Linked DNA regions of Homo sapiens: region 2 is linked to region 1. The links are chromatin contacts, found by Hi-C or POLR2A ChIA-PET in ENCODE. All regions are on one chromosome and are shown on one strand. Each heading gives the region's core, a stretch centred on a gene start or an enhancer-like site at or near the end of the contact. The rest is flanking DNA. Distances are from core to core; before and after follow the strand shown. Region 1 overlaps TACR1-AS1 (TACR1 antisense RNA 1). Region 2 holds the start of LOC124906026 (a long non-coding RNA gene).

Region 1 (7,605 bases), core at 4,560-7,059:
CTAAAGACAAATGACCAGAGTCTCAGGGACCTTTAAGACAATATCAGACTAATGTAATTAATGTTGGACTCCCAGAAAAACATAGAGTGAGCATGAGGCAATGAAAAATAATTGAAGACATAATGACAAAATATTTTTCAAACTTGATGAAAAACATTGACTTCAATACAGTAAGCTTAGTGAACTCCAGGCAGTATAGATGCAAAGAAAGCAACATCAAGATATATTGTAGTCTAATCACTTACAAAAAAATAAAAGTTGATGAGTAAACTGAAAGGAACCAGAGATCACCTGCTGGGAATTAAAAATAAAAATTACTACAGACTTATCATAAAAAACAATGGAGGCCAAAAGACAAAAGAATGCTGTATTTAAAATTCTTAAATAGCCTACCCAGAATTCCATGTCTAGTAAACATATTCTTAAAGGCAAGTATAAAAATAAAAATAATTTTCAAAGAGATAAAAATGAAGAAAATTTGTCATCAGCAAGTCTACACTATGCAAAGTGCTAAAGAATGTTTCTCAGGCTGAAGGGAAATAATACCAGACAGAAACTCAGATTTAAAGAAATGCAGAATACCAGAAGCAGGAAGTGAGTAAATATAAATATAATCTAATTTTTCTCTTTTCATAATTTTCTTATAGGACAACTGGTGTTTAAAGCAAAACAAGACAAAACAAAAAGACAAACATTGTAAAGTAGGTGGGGTTTAAAATAAGTGAAGAAAAAAATATAATAGCACAAACGATAGAATGAATATGAATGAATAAATGAATATGAATGAATAATATTGTACCGTTGTAATGTCGTTACATTTTTGAAAGGGAAAGCAGAAAGTAAGAAGTATCCATGAAGTGTGAAGTCAGGTCTTACAATATTAACTCTAAGTAAACTTTGATAAATTAGGATACATGTTGTTAGTCCTAAAGCAACCCCTAAAAATAATAAAAGGAGTCATAGCAAGAAGCAAATAGAAGAAATTAAGTGGTATATTAAATTTTTTCAATTAACCCGAAAGAAGACAGAAAAGGGCAACCGAGGATCAAAGAAGATATGCAAGTAAAATAAGAATATCAGGAAGACACGAGTAAAAACCTCATTAAAAAATAATAGAGTACGAAAGGAAATTGAAATGAAAAACAAAAAAGAATTTCTGAAGGTAGAAAACATAACTTCAAATTACATAATTTTGTGGATGAATTAAAAGGGAATCTGCTCTGTTGAGACCTATCTAACATTGAGATGGGTCTCTTGAAGATAGCAAACTTGCCACTTAAAGATAGCAGTTTGCCACTCTGTCTTTTAAGTGGGCCGTTGAGACTATTTATATGCAGGGTTAGTATTGATATGTGAGATTTTGATCCTGCCATCTGTTGTTAGCTGGTTATTTTGCAGACGTGACCGTTTAGTTGCTTTATAGTGTCTGTGGGCTATGTATTTAACTGTGTTCTTGTGATAGCAGCTGTCTTTCTTTCGTTTTCATATTAGGTCTCCTTTAAGTACTTTTTTTTTTTTAAGACAGATTCTCCTCTGTCGCCCAGGCTGGAGTGCAGTGGCGTGATCAATCTTGGCTCACTGCAACCTCCGCCTCCTGGGTTCAAACGATTCTCCTGCCTCAGCCTCCTGAGTAACTGGGACTACAGGCGTGTGCCACCATGAGGCTAATTTTTTGTATTTTCTTTTTTTAGTAGAGATGGAGTTTCACTGTGTTAGCCAGGATGGTCTCAATCTCCTGAGCTCATGATCTGCCCGCCTCGGCCTCTCAAAGTGCTGGGATGACAGGCATGAGCCACCACACCTGGCCATAAGTAAAGCTGGTCTAGTTGTAATGAGTTCCCTCAGTGCTTGCTTGTCTGAAAAGGATTTTATTTTTTGTTTGCTTATGAAGCTTAATATGGCAGGGTAGTGAATTCTTGGTTGGAATTTCTTTTTCTTTAAGGATGCTGAAAATAGGCTTTCAACCTCTCCTGACTTATAAGGTTTTTGCTGATATGTCTGCTGCTGGCCTGATACATGAACTGACTCTTCTCTCTAGCTGCCTTTTAGATTATTTCATGTTGACCTCAGTGAATCTGACAAATATGTGCCTTGGGGATGGTGTTTTGAATGATACCTAGCAGGAGTTCTCTGTATTTCTTGAATTTTCATGTCAACCTCTCTAGCTTATTTAGGAAAATTTTCATGGACTATGTCTTTAAATATATTTTCCAAGTTGCTTACTCTCTCTCCTCTCAGGAATTCCAGTGAGTGGTAAGTTTGATGTCTTTACATAATCCCATATTTCTCAGAAGTTGTATGAATTTTTAAATCCTTTTTTTTCCCTTATTTTTATCTGACTGACTTGATATGAAGAACTTTTCTTCAAGCTCTGAGATTCCTCAGCTTGGTCTCATGCTGTTTCTCAGCTGCATGACACTGGTGTTGTGTCTGCATTTCCTTTGTTAGGTATTATGCTGTTAATACTTCCAATTGTATTATGAAATTCTTGTAATGCATTTTTTGGTTCCAGAAGTTCAGTTTGGTTCTTTCTTAAAATTACTATTTTATCTTTCAGCTCTTTGACTATTTTACTGGATTCCTTGGATTAGGTTTCAACTTTCTCCCTAAGCTTGATGAGATTCCTTGACATCCAGATTCTGAATTCTACATCTGTCATTTCAGTCATTTTAGTCTGTTTAAGAATCATTGCTTGGGAGCCAGTGGGTTTGTTTGGAGATAAGTGGACATTCTAGCTTTTTGAATTGTCAGAATTCTTGTGTTGATTCTTTCTCATCTGAAAGGACTTATGTTCCTTTAACTGTTGTGTAAGTTGAATATAGTCAATTGGCTTCATTTCTGGGTGCTTTCAGAGGGCCAAGACTCTGTATACTATCTTTATTTGCGGCTGGATTCTTGTCCTTGGTTTCAAAGTGACAGAATATTTTTGCAGTTGTAGTTTAGGCTGTGATTCAGTAGATGGCACTAAAGAATTATAGCCAGAAGATAAGTGCTTATCTGCAGGGCTTTATTGTATTTCCTCATATTTGCAGCTGTCCTCTGTGGTGGAGGAGGGAGAGCTGACTCCCTCACCGGGTCCATTTCTAGGCCTTGGGGGAGACCTCTCTGATCACTGGTGTTCTGTCTTTATTTCCTTTATTAGGTGTTCTGGGCCACGAGACTCCCTCAGGCAGAGGCTATGGCAGGGCGATAGGCCACATTCTTTCCAAACTGGCCCTGTGGAGGGAGGAACACCCTGCTCCCACACCAACCCATGAACCGATATGTCTTATCACCCCTTTCAGTGCTCTGAGTATGAGGACTCCTCCCCAGCTCCAGTACCAGCCACAGATCTCAGCTCAACACTCTCGAGCTCTGTACCACAACCCCAGGATACAGGGACCAGCCAGCAGCTTCATCCCCTGGACCCTTGGGTTGGGTTCCAGCTGTGCTGGGGGATCTGATGTGCTCCCAGGCCACTGGGAAACTACTTAGATGGAGCAAAGGATCCAGGCTAAGCAGCAGAGGCTGTGCTGTGTGCATACTCCTGCAGAATGGCCAGGCAGGGGTCCTGGGAAGGGCTGGCAGGCAGGTGGGTCTGCAGAAAAGATGCAACCCAGTCCCATTGGGAAGCACCAGCCCTGTTCTCTCCTGATCTGGTGGTCAGCTGGGGCTAGAGTTACTTGGAAGAAGATAGAGAGCCCTATGGGCGCCTATGGCTGTACTCCACTGCAGCTGCCCCAGGCACAAAAGCCCCTAGGCTCTGCTCCAGTTGAAGCCCTGTCTCTGCCTACTCTCAGGGAAGATTCCCCTGCCAATTCAAACATCCATGGGGCATGTGGGGTCCCCTATAGCTAAGATCACAGAGGGCCATGGTGAAAGTAAGCTGTCCCTCTGTTTCTCTACTCACTCCTTCCACATGATCCATTCAGGGCCATGAACTAGCCCTAGCATTCATGTATCCTGCACAGGGTTCCTAGCTTTTTCCCTCTTCACCCTCAGTGTCTGTATCACCTTTCCAATAGCTGTTGGTGTTTTCTCTCTGAAGGTCTGCTCAAAGTATGTGCAATACTTTGGTCTCTCTCAGTGGAAGCAGTGCTTCCTGGATGCATCTAGTGAGCCATTTTGTCCCCTCTGAAGACAACTGCCAATCTCTGCAGCATGAGCTGCTTCGTGCCCAGGAGCTCCAAGGTGCCACCAACCACAAGGGCTACAGCCATGCAGAGCATGAGCATGCAGGCCTAGGTGTCCAGGGTGGGAATGGGGCTCTGGCTTTTTCGAACAGTGGGCACAGGCATGCTGTTCCCACCATCAGCTCAGGCACTGGCAGGAGGAGGGTACCACTCAGGAGGCTGTGAGAGAAGGATCAACAATTTTTTTTTTTTTTGAGACGGAGTCTCGCTCTGTTGCCCAGGCTGGAGTACAGTGGCACTATCTCAGCTCACTGCTACCTCTGCCTCCTGAGTTCCAGCAATTCTCCCGTCTCAGCCCCCTGAGTGGCTGGGACTATAGGCGCCCGCCACCATGCCTCTCTCATTTTTGTATTTTTAGTAGAGATGGGGTTTTACCATATTAGTCAGGCTGGTCTCGAACTCCTGACCTTAGGTGATCTGCTGGCCTCAGACTCCCAAAGTGCTGGGATTACAGGCGTCAGCCACCACGCCCAGCGACAATTATATTCTTGAAGGGAGGAGGCAGTATTATAAACACAATAATTTTTCCAAATGAGTATTGTATTTAACGTAATTTTAATCAAACCTCCATGGGAGCTGGAATTTGACAAAATTAGTTTGAAATTTACCTAAAGAGAGAGAATAGTAAAGAATTTTTAATAGTAAGAATAATAAGGGTGGAGAGCATGCTCTGACACATGATAAAACAGATTTTAAAAGCTATGATACTCAAGACAGTATACTTTTGGCAACACTAAAATAAAATACAGATGTCTGAATTAAACAGAAAAGAAACTGTGAAAATGACCATGCAAGCCAATACCATGCATAACAATTTTAATAATCAATAGGAAAATTATAATCTTTCATAAATTTTTAAAAAATTATCCTGTGGTTAGTTACAAATGCATAGAAAAATGCGGAAAATGGCAAAACTAATGTTTATTTAGCACGCTGAAATTTTAGAAACATTGATAATTAAAGCGCTACATTTATCTGCAAAAAAACTCACCAAGAGTCATTTTAACATTGCTTACCTTCTTCTCATGGTATATCTTATGATAGGAAGCAAGCTTCACTTCTATATCTTGGCAACTTGTCATATTCCTTCTTAAGTTTGGATCCGTTTACATTATTTTACCCTTTGCACTTTCAATGCTGTAAAATGTCTCTGAGAATTCTTTTAATGCTGAGTTTATTCCTGGCAGCGCTTCCTCAAGGACATCTTCATTCTTTTCGTCAGAACCACTTTCCTTATTTACACCATTAAGTAGACTTTTACTAAGTTCCTTCTGGCTACTTATCTAGAATTTCTCCAATGACAGCAGTGTCAACATTTTTATGGTCATTTATTTCTTTTATAACTCCATTTATGTTCAATTCTACCTCTACTTCTAGTTTATCACTTTCTTTGTTGCGCTTTCAGTTTTGCTGGCGAATTTCTTCTTTTTATTATTCATCTTTTGTAAAACATCACGTATTTATCATTGTGAGACAAGGAGGGACTAAAACTTCACACTTTTCTGTGTGTACATAGACTGAATAACAGTTGCACAGTGACTAGTCATAGACAGAATTTAAAAGAATGTTGCTGATCATGGATGATGATGCACATTTTTTTTTAATGTAGTCATTTGTGGGCTGAAACTTGTACCTTATACAAGCACTCACGATATACCATGATAACTGAAATTTAATTATGTTGTTAGGAGACTGGTGTCATTTAATCAAACCATGGTAACTAAAATCCATGCATATCAGAACCATGTCAAGTGAGGAGTTTGTGTATGTGTGTGTGTGTGTGTGTGTGTGTGTGTGCGCGCAAGAGACTGCTATAATTCAGGGTCAAAAGAAAGGGAGGAATATTGTGTAAGAGATGCTGAGACAATTGATGTGTTACTTGAAATATGACAATGTTTATATCTGTCACACTATACTCAGAATAAAGTCAAGGTTTTTCAGAGTTAAAAATAAAATCATCAAGCAGTAAGAAAATTATGTGAGACTTAAAAACAGTTTGCTGATAAGGTAAACTGGGGTCTATAAAGCTCAGAATAATGTTTGTAGTGGTTGAGCTCCTAAAGTTTAATAAAGTAAACTTTATTGAAAGGTACTTTTAAACATATTATATCATTCTATCCTTTCAACAATCTTGAAAAATACCTAGTAAAGATAGCACATGTGTAAGAATGGCTTTGTTCTTATGAGATATGGGTTGAAGTATTTAGATATGAACTGTTCTGATGTCTGCACTCAACTTTCAAACAATTTGGCCAGAAATATATATATCTGTAGATAGATGACATAGGTAAATAAGTAATGGTGACAAAATATTAATAATGAATAAGTGTAAATTAAAAATATGTAGGAGTTCATTACACTATTCTTTCACTATTTCTATAGTTTTAAAAGTTTCTAAAATGCAAAATTTAGAAAAATAAAGTAAAGCATCTACAGTGTATTTTTGAAGGATGCTTAAACAAAACTTGCTTCATAAATTCTGGATTTATTATTTTCTTTAATGGGAGTCAGAAGAAAAATTTATTAATTTGAACATTTGTCCATTTTGTGCTTTTAGTATTAAATATTTACTACAGTTCAGCTGTCTTTTAGAGACACAAATAATTTTAAGGATTCATGTTGACAGCTCTTTTTCTTAGTTAAAAGTTAATCAAAATAGATTTGGTCCTGAGAATGAGGGTGTGTAATGAGGCACTTCTGGTAGAGCTGAGTGAAAGATAAAGCATTGTTTCAAGTTTATGCTCTTATAAACCAGAAAGTCTAATTGTGTCCCTATTGCCTCACATCACTTTTTTCAACTAGCTTATAATTGACCATCACTGGCAATTGATCTTCTCCTTTACTATCTAGGACACAAGATATGGATGTGACAGTTGGCACTACAGGTCTCTCCAAAAGTAGGAAGTGCAAGGGCACATGTGGAGCTGCCTAAAGTTTGCACAGAGATATTGCTCCAGAAACAGAAACCACACAGAATTCCGCAGGCATCTGAGCCTGGAGCAGCCTCAGCTGGGTGCCATTTTGACCCCAGATACTGGAGATTTACAGACATGGTTGCAGCCATTGCACTGCTCCAAGGAGAGAGAAAGGAAAATGGGTGCACTCATGCACACTCAGGCAGGGACTTGCTCCCCTGCTACAATCATCTGTTGAGACTGAGACTCAAGTGGACCACACTTCCCACAGCTTCTTGCTCATGCTGCCAGCCTGGGTGGTCCCTGGCTCTCTCTGGTCCCAAGCCCAAGGCTCTATTTTGAGAGTTTAACTCTGGACTGTCCCCTATCTTCAGCCTGAGCTCAGGCTGATGCAGCTGCAACCACTGCCTGGCTAAGGAGGGACAGGGAGACCAGGTCATCCTACTCATATCTAGGACGATACTCACTGCTCTGCAACAGGCTGCTGTGAAACTGGCTGACATGTGAGTGAACCACAC
Region 2 (7,605 bases), core at 3,186-5,685, 370 kb before region 1:
TCCAGTGGTGCATTCCTGGGCTCTTTAGAGGCTCCCTGCCGGTGCCTCTGACCACAGCTCTGTGATGTGGGCAGTGCGTTCAGCCTTCTGGATGTCTTCTTCCTCTACTCCTAAACCCCTGATTCAATGATGGCCCATTCAGCACTGAATCTCACTGTTGGGGGCCCCTCAACTCCCCAGGCTGTGCTCTTAGGCAGGTCTTGCAACTGCACCATCTGGCTTTCCCACCTCTTCGTGGTCTGGGAAACACACACCCCTGTTCTGAAGAATTCTGGGAGTGCAGCCCAGTTCCAGAGAAGTATTGTCTATCCCGTTGCACAGACTCTCTCAGTCATCTCAATGTGAGTCAGACACGCATTTTCTGTGTCCCCAGCCTGTGGGAACACAGTGCAAGGCCGCTTACTGCTCCCAAGGAAGCCCCCTCACTAGGCTTGAGTGAAGGAGGCATTCCCTCCACACTCCTCCAAAGGGAAGTGGGGACTTGGCAACAGTGCACTCCAAAGAACCTCTCACAGCTCCCCTCCCTTCCCTCCTCTATGGATGCTTATACAGATCCTTCTATGTTCTCAAGTAGGGGACAGTGTTCAAGTATTGTTTAAGCTGTTCCTGGAAATTTTTTTGTGAATTGTACATATTTTGAGCCGTCTCACACTCGAACATACCTGTGCCTTGGTGGAGGCAGGGAAAGTCCTGTCTAACAGATCTGCAGTGGGAATGAAAACCCTAACAGGGTTCCCGATGGCAATTCAGAAAGTCTCAATTCACTCACTCCTTTCCTCGTTCACTCATTTGCTCACACGACACTTGTTCTTTGAATCAGGAGCCTGGAAACATCCCAGGGCCTGGACATCCCTAATGTTCAAGCAGTCTTTATTTCATTCTATTTGAATTGTCTTTAAGTCATCAATTTTTAGCGTGGGGCTACTACTGCCTGGGACTAAATTCAGCTGCTCCACACACTTGGAGTGAAAATGTGAGCAAATCTCTCTCATTTTTCCAAATTGCATAGCAAGTAGTGATCAGAAAACCAGCATCTCCTCGAGACTCACCTGTCTTAGAAGGTCCAGGTGTGTGTGAGAACCGGGATGCGCTGTCTGCCGCTGCCCGGCGCCGCCACACGGTGGCGCCGTTGGACGGTCCCACAGTCTTCCACAAAGCGGCTTTTGTCCGTATCCCCGCACAGCCGCCGAGGTTCTCTAGGGAGGATGACCCCATTCCCTCAGTGGTAACCTCAGCCAGGGGTGACCCCCCACTTGAGCTCACGAGGTTGCAGCTCAGCTGAGTTCTGCCGCCAGTTTTCTTTCACAGCCGCCTTCCAGGTGCCAGCTCGTCCCAGGAGCCCCAGGGCAGCGCAGGCTCCCATGAATCCCAGGGATCCTTTGTTTTCAACTCAAAACACAAAGGGTCCTGTTACCCCCTCCCCTTCCTGGACAACAGAGCTACTTGCTATCCATCTAGACGTCTGAGAAAAATACCGTCAGTGACCTCTTAGGGGATCCCAGGGTGCTCGACCTCCTCCCCGCCCCTTCTCCTCTCCCCCAGGTTAGCACCCCTCATGGAAGCCAGGCTGGTTTTCCCTCTGGTCTACAAGCCAAAGAAGCTGGCGCTATTCTTACCAGGAAAGGGGACTACAGATTTAATTTTTAAATCTTTTGCAAGCACCCCTCTTGTAAGTCACTTGCCTTAGAGAGAGTAACAATGTGTCTAACATGCTTTGAAATCTAGAACAGTCGGTAGCCCTGACCTTCAGAGTAGACCTCTGGGAGCACATTTGAAAGCCGTGTAGGAGGCTGACCTTTCTGACTGTTAAGGAAGTGACTTTGGATTCCAAGAGCTTGTTCATGCATGACAATTAGTTTTTAAAGCTTCTAAGAGCAAAGGGTAAACTCCATGGAGATGCAGAGTGGAGAACCCAGTGTTTTTGCATCAGAGATGGAAGTCACAGAGAGTCCCAGCTGTCATGACAGGCACTAAGCCACATCCCTCCTTCGCTGAGTAGCAGCCAGTCACTGAAGGGAGCAGAGGGTTCTTAGGGTGAGACAATCCAGCTCACAATCAGATAACATGATCTGCCGTCCTTGGACATAAGCTATATGCAAAGCATTTTGAGGAGCACTTTATATCTGTTATTTCTAATCCTCATGACCACACCATTTGGAAAATATTATTATACCTATTTTACACACGAGGAAAACGTGGCTCAGAGAGGTTAAGTAACTAGTCCAATGTCACACAGCTAGTTATTAGCCGAGCTGGGATTCAAGATCTTGAGACTCTAAAACTCATTCTCTTCTCACAATTAAATGTTGCCTCTGAGAATGGTGTCCATGTTGGAAGAGGAAGGCAAAGAGAAGGTAGTTGGGAATGGATCTCACCAGATAGGAGATTTCCTTGTGAGATTTCAAGTTTCGACAAATGATAACTTTGAATATGTCAGTCATGAAAATGGATCTGACGTGCAGCCCCTGGGGAAAGAGAATCAGTGGGTAGGAGCAAAGGGCACAGAGTAAACCTGACCATATGTTTTCCTTGGCAGTGGGTGGGTTTCTTGTTCATCTGGCTGTCCTCGTGACATTTCCGTGCCTTCATCCTCTCACGCTGATCCCCCTGCAGAAAGTCTGACAAGCCACCTTTTCTGGACAAGGCTTTCTTCCCCTGATGCCTCCCAGCAAACACACACATGGGGTTAGGCACTCTCTCCTCAGCATTCCCATTGTTCTTGCCCATGCATCAGTACAGCAGGTATTATTCTAGGTACAGTCATTGTTTGTGTAGGCCTGGGGCTGCCACACCTGGAGGGGAATCTTTTACCCAAGACGAGAGCAGATGCCAGGAATCATCAGAGTTCCACTCATTCAAGAACAAGGAGATCTGAAGGGAATCTGCAGAACCCCACAACCAAAGAGGGCTATGGTCATGGGTGAAGCAGGGACCATGAATAGGAACTTGGACTGGTCGATGGGAGCAATACTAACAAGTTAGGCCTGAAAGGGCAGCATCTAGCATGGCGCCAGCACATAGATGGTCCTCAGGAAGTGAGTGATAAATCGGGGAGGAATGGATGGTACATGATGAACAGTCTTTATTAAGCCGAATCTCAGGCTGTATTTGTTACAGGCAGTTACCGCAGTCTGGGTTGAAGTCATAATTCTCTCAAGAACTTTGCATGCTCCTGGAACTTCCCACTATATTTCTCAACTGATTTCCCCATGAGTTTGACTAAGGATGTGGACCACTTGAGTTGGTAAACCACACTGACCATCCCCGCCACACTACAAGCAGCAGCAGCTCCCTATCCAGGCTCCTGTTTGCAGAGCTGGAAATGGCCGAGCTCTGCATGGTGGTTCAGCATGACTCAACCTCCTTGTTTGGGGGCCAGCCCCCACTCCTGGCCATGAATCTAACTGAGCCTAAAACCCCCTTGTTTTTCTAAGTGGGTGTTGGGAATTTCCTTGGTTAAGCCTCCAGGTCTTCCCTCCTTCCGGATTTAATGAGCTCATTTATTTTACTTTTTCACTTAGCAGGTTTTAGGGCCAGTTAATGAATGGTGGGGTTCTCTTTAAGAGCCAAGTTGGGCCGGGGCTCAGGGCACTTTTCTTGCCATTTCCCACTCTCAAGTCCCCTGTGTCTCTAGAAGTCTCTCCACAATGCTGGCAACTGCTCTTCCCACTGCAATCCCCATATATCGAACTTTCTGGAACACAAGGACAGGGAGACCTCCAAATATTTTTGTGGTTGTTGTTTTGTAGTTTGTTCTGCTTTGTTTTGTTTTTCCCCTCCACACATTTTTCTGGGATGGCTGTTTCAATATGAGCTTGTGCTTTCTAAAAAGAAGGAGGTGTGGATGCCTCAGGAAAAGAGATCCATTTTTAAATGCAGGGCCTCCACTCTGAGTTCTGTCTGAAGTATTTGGTAGATTTTTGGGGTGGAGCAAGCTGGTTGTGAATTCCAGGGAGACTTGCCAGATGCTGTTTAAACCTCCTTTGTGTGAAGTTGGCTGTAAAGAGCCGCCAGGAGGGCGCACTAGTGGAAAGGAACTTGGAAGCCAACCTTTAGCCCAGAAAGAATGAGAAAGAATCCAGGGTCCACATGGCAAGAATGCATGCCTGCAGCAACTCAATGACTGACTCAGTTCCTAGAAGCTCCTCTTGGTAACGCCCTCTCTTCTGCTAGGTTGAATCACATACTGGAGAAAGCTTAGTCCAAAGAGTCTCCTGTACCTTTGTCCATCTATCCACCCATCCAGTAAATAAAGATTGAGCATTTACTGTGGGTCAGACACTGAGCTAGGCACTAGGGCATCAGGAGGAACAACTGGCCACAGTCCTAATGAATGCCCACAGGTCAGAAGAGTCAGGATTCCTGTGTGGTGGGAATGACAGACAGTGGGGGAGGCACTAGAGGATAAGTCATAGAAACCTCAGCATGTCACGCTTGGATAGCTTGCAGAGCAGTTGCTAACTGCTTGTTTACTGCTGAAGCACCAAAGCTTGGATACGATGCTCCCAACTGGCAAGGCAGAGCCCACGGCTTGCTTCTGCCTGGGGACCAGGCTGTGGGTGGCAATGGGAGCCTGAGTTTCTCTGCTAAACCTTCATACCAGGCAAGAGTCTGGGGCCAGTATTATTAACCAAAAACACATTTTGAAGCTTGTTGTGATCTGACTCCCTACGTGACCCCAGCAAAAAACAGAGAGAAGGGCTCAGGTGGGGGAAGGCAGCCCACCTTCATCTGCATTGGGTTGCTGTGTGTATTGGCTCCCTAGAGCTGCTGCAACAAAGTACTACAGACTGTGTGGCTTAAACAACAGAAATTTATTTTCTCACAGTTCTGGAGGCTAGAAGTCCAAGATCAAGGTAGCAGTAGGGTTGGTTCCTTTTCAGCGCTATGCAAGAGAAGCTGTTCCCTGCTTCTCCCTTAGCTTCTGGTGGTTTGTTGGCAATCTTTGGCATTCTTTGGCTTTTAGAAGTGTCACCCTAATCTCTGCCTGCATCTTCATATGGTGTTCCCCCTGTGTGGATGTCTCCATGTTCAAATTTCACCTTTATATAAGAATACCAGTCATATTGGTTAACCACACCCCACCACGACTTTATCTTAACTAATTCAATCTGAAATGACTCTATCTCCAAATAAGATCATATTCTGCAGCACTGGGAGTTAGATTTCAATGTATGAATTTTAGGGGTATACAATTCAACCCATAGCACCATGATTCTGACGTTATCCTTCTCCTCCAGCCATCAGCAGTACCTATGAGGAGGAGGTCAGGGCTGAGTCCATCTCAAGGAGGATCAGGAGTGGTGTCCTAGGGAGAACCAAAGGGTAGTCTACAAGCAGGGAAACAACTACTAGAAGGAGAGTTTGGGCTAGAGAGGAGTCTGGCACATGGATGTCTCATAAGCAGCTGCAGAAACGTAGAAGAGCAGTTATCAGGGTGCACAGATTTGGTCCTCTACCCCATTGTGCTTGGAGATAGCAGGAGCCTAAAGGAGAAGAAAGCCCCAAGCGGGCAGCTATTTTTAGCCTGGGACAGAGTTGTCAGAGGATGGCAGGGGGCAGAAAGGCCCCTGGGATCTGGGTGAGAAGACCCTGGGACTTTGAAGAAAGGGGAGAATAGCTATCAAGGTCCAGAGCTCCGGAGGACTTTTGAGTCGTTTAGTGTGCAGGAATGAGAATGTGAGACTGTGAGCGAGGGCACCTGGGGTGACTCTGCTTGCATGAATGACTGGGTGTTCATTCATAGCCATCCAGGGTTAGCTAAGACTCTTAGCCACTTCCTCTTTGAAACACAAGATTAATTTAATTAAAAAGCATAATTGTGGTGGGATATTGTCATATAGCCTTGTAGACTTTGGCAGATAATTCTGAAAAAGAAAATAGGGTACATTTGCCTTACCAAATATTGACATTTAAGATAAAGTGATTTTCATCAAAATAATATGTTTTGGCACATGAACAAGTGGTCCACTGGAACAGGCTAGAATCCAGGAATGGGTACCGTATGTTTGCAAAATTAGTATTTGATAAAGACAACATTTCAATTCAGCAGGAAAGTTAGGATTGATTCAAGAAATAGTGCTGACCTAATTGGCTCTTCATCTGGGGAAAAAAAGTGAGATGGGTTTTGGTTAAAGATATAAATGTAAATAAGTAAACACAAAGGATTTGAAGAAAATCTAGTGGAAAGTTTCTATAACTTTGGCATAGAGGGCATAAATTTAATGGTAGCAAGAATCCCAAAATCCAACAAGGAGAAAACAAATGACATATTTTCTCACTTTTTTTTCAAATTACAAGAACAAAACATTATAAGCAAAGTCAAAAGACAAGCTATAGTCTCAGACAAACATTTGCAGCATATATGAAAGGATATGATCCTTAACTTACCCAAAGCTCATAAAAATTGGTAATGAAATGGCCAAAAGCAACAGGAAAAAATATGAACAAGCAATTCACAAAAGAGGAAATAAAGATTTAGATGGGATAGAGAAGTTAGAGAAAATAAAATTTAGTTCTTTATTCCACATATTGGGCAAAAATTAAAAAGACCAGAAACATCCTATGAATGAGCACTTTTATATCTTGCCAGTGGGAATGTGAAGTACTCAAGTCTCCAGGGAAAAATAATCTAGCAATGCCTGTTAAAGCTCAAAATGCACACCCATTAAATCAGGAACCCTATTGCGGGCAGTCATTCCAGTAGATATAAAGTCATCAGTACCCAAGAATATGTTGACAAGGGTGTTTACAGTAGCATTGTTCACTGTGGCAAAATATTGGGCAATGCACAATTATTCACCAATAATAAAATGGCCAAATAAGCATGGTAATTCCATGCTGTGGGCTATCCTGTAGTTATCACAAAGAAAAATGAATGAGTTAGATCTATGAGCATATTCACATGAGCCAGCTGCAGTGGTGGGTGCTTGTGATCCCACTCACTTGGGTAGCTGAAGTGGTAGGATTGCTTGAGTCCAAGAATTCAAGATCAACCTGGGAAAAATTGCAAGATCCTATTAAAAAAATGTACACACACACACACACACACACACACACACACACACACACACATATTCTCAACATGTGAATCTATATGTTATATATTACATATATATGTTTATGCATGGAGAGACATGCTAGTCTTATATTAAATGAAAAAAGCAAGTTATGAGAAAATGTGTATACTATGACTCAATCGTTATAAAAATGTTGAACAAGCAAAACAAAACTCAACACACATGTCTGTTCTGTGTTTGCATGTATTTATACCAATTTGGATAAGCACAGTTTAACGGTGTAAGTTGCCTCAGGACATAGAAATAAGAAGTGATTTTAAACTTCCTGTTTCTCTATGTTTGGCTGTTTTGCCTATTACAAGCATTTTTTTTTTTTTAATTAAAAGCTATTGGATACAGGCAATTTAAAAGGGAAAAAAAGGACAAAGTACTTGAAACACTCCTATGACTCACTGGGCCCTCAGGATAAAGTCTGCTCTCTTTAGCTGACTTACAAGGCCCTTGGAATCTGGTCCGTGCGGCACCAGCCGTTCCCTTGTTCTGCCGTTTCCCTCTGTTCTCCAGCTGTACAGGACCAGGAGCATTC

What was found. A loop is a pair of places that touch in the nucleus more often than their neighbours do. ChIA-PET counts read pairs that join two places held with the same protein, here RNA polymerase II (POLR2A). Pooled maps may share reads with other maps.
Region 2: a loop to region 1 is called in a map with no recorded cell type, with 2.4 times the contacts of the local background. The contact joins two enhancer-like sites. A Hi-C loop is called at or near these places in 1 of 37 single-sample maps with no recorded cell type and 2 of 50 pooled maps. POLR2A ChIA-PET finds 5 or more read pairs at or near these places in 1 of 52 experiments (PC-9).

Annotation. Positions count from the first base shown.
Region 1 is chr2:75,237,280-75,244,884 of GRCh38, reverse strand. The region is part of intron 2 of TACR1-AS1 (TACR1 antisense RNA 1); the gene reads right to left. It overlaps LOC107985900 (a long non-coding RNA gene), which reads left to right. Exons shown (of 2, transcript XR_001739546.2): 2 at 7,023-7,605. Among named protein-coding and RNA genes, the nearest start is that of TACR1, 42 kb to the right of the region's middle. Within about 2 kb of position 5,809, at least 4 of the 41 ENCODE cell types and tissues checked have a DNase peak (open chromatin) inside an H3K27ac peak, as active enhancers do.
Region 2 is chr2:75,602,786-75,610,390 of GRCh38, reverse strand. LOC124906026 (a long non-coding RNA gene) reads right to left here and starts at 1,727. Exons shown (of 3, transcript XR_007087115.1): 1 at 1,050-1,727. Within about 2 kb of position 4,435, at least 3 of the 41 ENCODE cell types and tissues checked have a DNase peak (open chromatin) inside an H3K27ac peak, as active enhancers do.